Linked DNA regions of Homo sapiens: all the other regions are linked to region 2. The links are chromatin loops, found by intact Hi-C in ENCODE. Cell type or tissue: heart right ventricle. All regions are shown on one strand.

Region 1 (2,500 bases), 61 kb after region 2:
TCCAGGCTGTATAAAAATAGACTGCATGCCACATTTGGCCCGTGAGCCGTAGTTTGTTCATCCCTAGTTTAAGAAGAAAAAACATCTTCATACTAATAATAATATACAATATTCTGTTGGCAAAAGACATTTTGATACTTGTCATTTAATTGATCTTCATAGAAGCCTGATTGTTGAAGGTGGATATTTCTAATAGCTCCCCTTTCATATGGGGAGAGATGGGAACTTATGTGATGAAACTGGGATTCAGGCTGTAGTAGGGCCAGGGAGGGTCACTGATGATTACCTGAGGTTGCCCTGCCAAGGACAGCTGCTTGTGTCCTCTGCCTCTGAGAACTAAGCTTCCAGGAGGACCACCGGTAGTAGGGAGTGCATTCAGCTCCATCCTCCTGAGAACATACACTCTGCAAGTGGAGAGAAGCCATCTCATTATGTTAATTTCAACCCAGCCCAGACTGAGAGGAGGCTGATTTCAAGGGCAAAGAAGGTGAGGCAGCCGATTCCCAGGTCCCATTTCCCTTGCTCCACTTCATTAACATGGCCACCCTTAATGCGTGTCATAACTCTGCCTTCCAGCAAGATTTCCTCTCCACTAAGAACCTTTTAGAAATGGTATTTAAGAGAATGTGCATAAAACAAGTCTTCATGGTGATTATGACATTTCTGCTGAACCAAAATGTAATCAGTACACACATTTTGCATCCTTACACTTAATCCACAAACATAGCTTTTACTGTTTTACCTTCTCCCACCCACAATCCAAACAGTGCCACAGAACAAACGTAACAGGATATTAAGATAATCTCTTTTGTCTATGCCAAATGTCATTTAGCTGTTGAGAGAGGAATGTCCCATCTAGTTTTTACAAACAATAAATAATACAGCTTATGAAGGTCCACATGGGTGACACTGATGCAATGTTTCAACAGTTTTCCGAAAAAGGAAAATAAAATGAGTCATCCAATTAGTTGGCTGGGCATTTGCCTGCAAGTTGCCAGAGAGCTTTGTTGATTTATCCCAACTTGGCTAAGATTGGCTTACTCTAGAAGTTCGCCTGTTACAGAAGTTTGGTCTTTACTAGGGTGACACAAAGTATATTTTATGGATATTAGTTCATCAGGATGCTGAGAAGGGTTATAGCATCAAAGACAAATATGGCTGAACATATTGGGGATCATTTAGGTTAAAGAAATTTAAATGAATTTTTCCTGCGGGACTTCTCAGAGGCTTTAATCTGTGAATGTGCATACTGAATTTCCAAGAAGGGTTTAGAATGTGCAGCAGTTTCCAAATCTACTTGACCTGGGAACCCTTTTGTTCACAGGGCATCCCATGAGAGAACACTTTAAAGAACAGACGATGAGAATCAGTACCATGCGTAAAACGTGACCAACGTTCTATGCAGAGGAGATTTTTGAAAGTATCCCCACCAGTGAAGAGTTACCGTGTATGTGTATAATGTACATAAGTGGACATTAGCTTGTATTTTCAAATAATAAAGTCAAACTTTATTATTAAGGAAGATACAAGAATTAGGGCTAGTAAGTGTGTGTGTGTGTGTGTGTGTGTGTCTGTGTGTCTTTCTATGTGTAAATGTCCATCCCCAGGGATTAAGAAGTCTGGATTTGGGTTAAACTTAATCATTTCTAAGAATCTCAGGTTTTCAGTCCTGTCCTAGAATTTCAAAAACAGTCAGAGAAAGCAACTGTGAGAAGATCACAGCTTCTCATCCTGTTTTGAGTCTCACCCTCCTCTTTGCCCTCACAAAGGATTTCAGTGATTATGTTCCTGACAGGATGCATTTTAATTGTTTTCTGGTATGACTTCCCAATACATCAAGTTGTGTTTTCTATATAGCCGCTATCCCAAATGATTACTATTCAGAACACTAATCTGATCTCTAAATCTACAAAGAAAAGGCCATGTAATTTGCTTCTCTTTACAGTGCATTACGTGCACCATTGTAAGTGCTGGAACCCGCCCCCCCCCCCCCCCCCCCGCCCCGGGCATCTCCAAACTGCTGTCCTGTGGATAGCCCCAGTTGCATGTGCTCAAAAGCAAACTTCTTATCTCCTCCATGAGTCAGTTCCTCTTCCTGTTTTTTTCTCTCATTGCAGCTAATGACATTACCATCCCCTCAATGTCCAAAGTTAGAAACTTCTGAGTAATTTTTTATTTCTTTCTCTTCCTCACCTTCTACTAATATTAGCTGTTAAATCCTGTTGATGCTACCTCTGAAATATTTCTCAAATCCACATCTCCTTTCAACCTTGGGCATGGCCCTAGTTCAAGGTCCTATTTTTCTTAGATGGACCACGGGGTCCTTTTGCCATGATCTCTTTTTCCATCCAACTTATAATTTTTCTACAACTTTGACTTCCATCCTGATTACTAAGACTTTTAACATTTCTGTGTGCTCCTTCTTCTCTGGGTGTTTGACATGCATTGTCATTCTGTCTTCTGATTGCAAGTGATAGAAACCTACTCCAGACTAGCTTTC
Region 2 (2,500 bases):
GAATATCTATGCTTGCCCTGCAGGATTTTTGTGAGAATTAAATAAGTGTATGTTAATGATGTCATCCTATGCTTAAGAAATGTTGGTTGTATTACTTTTCACCCTATGCTCCAAGGAATTTTATGGTCTGAAGGTGTCATGGGGTCTTGGCTTTCAGGATGTGACTCACTTAAGGGGGGAAATGACTGTGCATGTCATAATGCGTGGACATTAAAAAAAATAAAGTTTGCTCCCCAGGGAGGATTTGCCAATTCCCATATTAGTAGGTCCCCCAAGATTGTTCCCCTCGGGATTCATGCCTCATAAAATCATTTGATCTGGTGGGATCTCATCTTCTTAATGTGTCTGCCCATCATCTGTTCCTGGGAGGCTTTATTAGGGCAGTGTGTGCGTGTGTGCGTTTGTGTGCATGCACGCACCAGTGCCATGAGTACTTGTTTAAAGTACCTCCATGTAACCACAATTCACTGTAGTTGCTATGCACTAGTTACCCATGTTATCTGGAATCCTTCCTGCAACCCTTAGAGGCGACTCTTATTCCCAATTTTATATACGATGAGAAGAAGTTTTGAGTGGTGGAGTCATTTGCTCAAGGCCACACAGTCACTGAGAACTGGGACCAGGGTTTGGACCCATGCGTCTTTATTCCTGTGCATATTTATTTTCCTCTATGTTGCACTAGTATATAAAAGTTGCCTTTCCCACTCCCCTCATTATATAAAAATTCTTTCCTTTGTCTATTTTGTTCTCTACCTCCCTTAAAGTCAAGATAGCTGCCTGGGATGACTACTTTTTTGAGTTCCTAGTCTCTCAAAGTGGGTCTGGGCCCTGGACTTCCTGTCTGGGCTACTGATTGCAACCTTCAGAACAGGGTCAGCCCGGGGTCATTTGTGTTCTTTGTCTCCATGTCCTTGCTTTTGACCAGGGCCAAACAACCCACCTGCACTGCATGGTTCCCCCAGCAAGAACATCCCAGTGAGAATGGCCCACAGATGCCTGGGCGTGACCCACCTGCAGCTTCAACCATGCAGGTAAATTTGCCTGCTGCTGTGTCGTGTGGCTGGATGGAATTCTTCCCTAGGGATGCTAAGAAACCCTGTTGCCTAAGTCAGTGCTTCCTGCAAGCTACTCTTTGTAATTCTTTCCCCAAACAAAAAGAAAACAAGAAATATACAGTCTGTAGCTATATAGAGACACCTGGATCTATATTGTGTGGCAATTGGATTGAATGTAACTTGAAGTTTATTTTTGTCTTACCAGACTAGTGTTTTTTCCTGTTAATTTAAGTGCTTTAGTGAGGGTTGCCATTGATTGAGCAAACATGTGTTGAGTGCTTATTATGTACCCAGCTCCATTTTCCGTACTAGCCACAGAGCAGCGAGAGCATGGCCTTTGCCCTCCAATCCTGTTCTGGTGGACAGACACTCTCTCCCTTGACAGGGTCCTCACCACTGTGTGCACCGTCCCGCCACCTGGTGGCCGTGCCTATCTGTGCATTCCCTATTTGGTTAACTCATTCACTTAACAAATATTTACTGGGGGAAGACAATATCTCAAGCACAATTCTCAGCATTGAGGGAGGCAGCAGTGATTAAGAAAGACAAGATTGCCTGCCCCCGTGGAGTTTGTGTTCTGATAGCAGAGAAAGACAGGAAACAAGAAAAATAAATAAATATGGTAGTTTTGCGTAGTGATAGTGCTATAGAAAAACGTTCAAATGGGGTAGAGTGATAGACAGTGTTGTTCTGAGCTTGTCCACCACACCCTCTTGGGACAGAGGATTCTTTGTTCTGATGGAATGGCCTTTCTATAGCATAGAGATGAAATGTGCTACCGTTTGTGAAAGGAAGTTAGTAATACATACATGGCATTTTTGTCTTCACTGATAAAGTGTTGTTGGTCAACTTTTGTCAACTCTCTACTTTTTGTTTGTGTTGAAATTTTACTGTTGGGAATTTACGAATATGGCAACTAATGATTTAAACCAGGGGTAGGTATCCTTTTTCTGTAATGAGCCATCTAGTAAATAGCTGGTTTCTCTTGAAACTGTTCAATTCTATCCGTGTAGCATTAAAGCAGCCACAGCCGATATGTAAATGAATGGGCAGGGTAATAAAATGTTATTTACAAACACAAGCAGAGCTAGATTGGTCCTTCAGGCTGCCATTTGCCAACCACTAATCTAAACCAGTAGCTGCCTTACCAGTTGGTCAAACTTGTTTAAGACAGGGATAGGGCAGAGGCCAGCGAGGGGAACCAGGCATTCTCTTTGGCCTCAGTTGCCATGAAAATCATGGTACTTCTTTAGGGTCACATATCACTAGATTATTTGCATTAACTTTTATCAAGGTAAAGATGCTAATAGTCAACTATGGAACATAATTCTCAGAGTAGATCTAACATAGGAATAATTTAGCTTTGTAATATTTATCTGGACTACAATTTTTAAGGCACTTTTGCTACCCAAAAGTATCTTGGGGTTAAACACGCTCTTGGATTG
Region 3 (2,500 bases), 68 kb after region 2:
GGAGAATTATCTGCATATAAGGATAAGGGATGAGACAGACTCAGCAGCCGTTTCATGCCAGGGCAGAGTAGAAGGCCGTGGAGCTGCTAGGTGGTTGGCCTGGAGAAAAAACAAGGAGTTTTTTCTGCAAAGTGCTGGTAGGAGTTTACAGTTCTCTGTAATGTTCAGAAATGCAGAGGTCAGCGGAGGTGGGTGGATCACCTGAGGGTCAGGAGTTGGAGACCAGCCTGGCCAACATGGTGAAACCCCGTCTCTACTAAAACTAAAAAAAAAAAAAACATTAGCCAGGTGTGGTGGTGGGTGCCTGTAATCCCAGCTACTTGGAAGGCTAAGAAAGGAGAATTGGTTGAACCCAGGAGACGGAGGTTGCGGTGAGCTGAGATCATGCCGCTGTACTCCAGCCTGGGTGACAGAGCGAGACTCTGTCTCAAAAAAAAAATAAAATAAAAAAGAAGTATAGAGGTCATTTTTAATGTGAGAATGTTCTCAGTGAATTAGGTATATGTGCCTGCCACATTTTCCAAACCAATGTTTTTACGAATATTCTAGTTTAGCCCTCTCTTCTAGAGTTATAAAATTATTCTGCCTTCAGTTCTACATTTAGGGAGTCCTCTTTTAAGGAAAGGAAAAGGATAGTTAAATCAGGGGCTGTCACAGAAGCCTCAGATTGGAGGACAAGGCGTGGACCATCCCCTGTTTGGCGGGAAAATAGCTTTAGTCACAGGCAGGTTGTTTTGCTTCCTAAAGCGTAAAGTTGGAAATGTGATAATTTCGTCAAGTAGTTGATTTAGTTGTATCAAGCTTAACTAATTAACACCAATTCCATGCTTGATTCTTTTCTCCATTAACTGAACAAAAGCCATTGCTAATGAGGCTATGTATACAAAGCCAGCTGACTCATTTTGTTATGGAGATTTCAAAGAGAAGGGAGTTGTAAACATTTGTAGGGAAGAGATAGGGGTAGACATGATCTTACACATATTTAACAACAGGTGCAATACAGGCACTGGCCAATGAGAATGAGCAGGGGTATAATGGTGCCACCAGCACATACAGAAGGAGTAAGAAGTATCCTCAAGGCACGGAGAGATGATAGGGTGCAGGGCCTTTGCACTGGGCTTATTCACAGGCAAAATATTTTTCCTTATTTTAAAGAAATGGAAAGAAGTCTTCCTAGAAGCCAGGGTCTGTGATACATGACAGAGTGACCATAGCACTCAGGGGTGCAGAGGGTGTGTGGATTCTGATGACAGATTGCCTGTCTGATTTTGCAGAATTAGCTCCAACATGGTTTTGGTAACACCCGTTGCCCTCTTTAAGCTTGATGTCTCTGTTTTCATGTAATTTGCACAAAGTAGGCACTCACTAAATATTTGTAGGTGAAGACGTGTATCTCAGCACAAAGCAGCCTCTTGGACTACCATCTGTGTGGTATTCAAGGTTCTTTTGGTTTCAGAGAAGAGGAACACAGTAAAATTTACCCAAAGAAAGGAGCATATGTGTCGGTTAGGGAAAGACCAAGCTTCCATAACAAAGAGACTCCCAAATCCAATGGCTTGATAAGATGAGCCTTTATGTCATGTTTTGGTCCCTTGGTGAGAGGCACCGACTGGCAGGCTGGCTTTGCCCTGTGTAATCATTCCATCTTTTTCCTTCCAGCTGTTGCTCAGACGTCACCTTGGGCATGGTCCTTGTCTGCATGGTTGAAGGTGGCTCATGTGTATGTCTGCTTTTCAGTGCACGCATGGAGGCAAACATCTGTCTTTTACATTAGAGATGACTCCAATGTTGCTTACATCACACTGTTCGCATCCCATTTGCTCAAATGTGGTCATATGCCACATACAGCTGTGAGTGACGCTGCGAAATCTAGCTGGCTGGCTTTGTGGCATGGCTTGCATTCTTCTGCTGTGGGAGAGAAGGAGGAGAGAATGGGTTTTAGTGGACCCACAGGGAGTTACTATAAAAGTGCAAATAGGGCATAAGGGGATGCAAGAAACACTGAACAACCAGGCATCAGAGTGCAGGAGCCTATGGAGTTCAGATGAGAGCTCTCCTTCGTGCTTCTCTAGCTCTCACTCTCCATCTCTCACACTTTCTCTTTTTCTGTGTGAAGACTCCACTGTCTCTGTCTCTCCACCAGCTTCCTCTGATGTCCTATCTTGGATCTGGCCCCAGATAGTATCCTCTACTTTCTTGACCTTGGGTTTTCCAAAGCCAACTGGTATCTTCTTACTTGTCTCTTGATTCTAATTTATCTAAAGGGAAGATCTGATTCGCCCAGCTCAAGATAGTCAGGGTCTAAAACACCATGACCACTCTAAAAAGAGGGGACTCCGAGTCAGCTGTCTGCGCTTATCCAATCAGATGACGCTGGGCAAATGGAGAAGCTGTCAGTTTTCTGAGACACCCCTCCCCAGACTGACCCAAACACAACTTGCACAGTGTGAATATCAGAGTACTATGTGAGAAAGTACTCTGTGGAGCTGACCAGCATCAG

What was found. A loop is a pair of places that touch in the nucleus more often than their neighbours do. Peaks named below come from ENCODE experiments on the same cell type or tissue, not always from the same donor. Only the 100,000 strongest peaks of a DNase experiment are listed, where the experiment ranks them.
Region 1: it touches region 2 in a loop (2.5-fold over the local background); 26 of 110 quality-filtered maps call a loop at or near these places.
Region 3: it touches region 2 in a loop (2.5-fold over the local background); 28 of 110 quality-filtered maps call a loop at or near these places.

The regions. Positions count from the first base shown.
Region 1 is chr16:82,698,976-82,701,475 of GRCh38, forward strand. All of the region lies in intron 1 of CDH13 (cadherin 13), which reads left to right. Among named protein-coding and RNA genes, the nearest start is that of MIR8058, 11 kb to the left of the region's middle. RefSeq lists an enhancer at 97-1,296. In heart right ventricle, no CTCF peak of the experiment used is centred here; a DNase peak (open chromatin) is centred at 986; H3K27ac peaks cover 2,500 bases.
Region 2 is chr16:82,638,435-82,640,934 of GRCh38, forward strand. All of the region lies in intron 1 of CDH13 (cadherin 13), which reads left to right. Among named protein-coding and RNA genes, the nearest start is that of CDH13, 13 kb to the left of the region's middle. In heart right ventricle, a CTCF peak has its summit at 1,482 (motif pointing left); a DNase peak (open chromatin) is centred at 1,452; H3K27ac peaks cover 1,863 bases.
Region 3 is chr16:82,706,375-82,708,874 of GRCh38, forward strand. The region is part of intron 1 of CDH13 (cadherin 13); the gene reads left to right. Among named protein-coding and RNA genes, the nearest start is that of MIR8058, 19 kb to the left of the region's middle. In heart right ventricle, no CTCF peak of the experiment used is centred here; no DNase peak of the experiment used is centred here.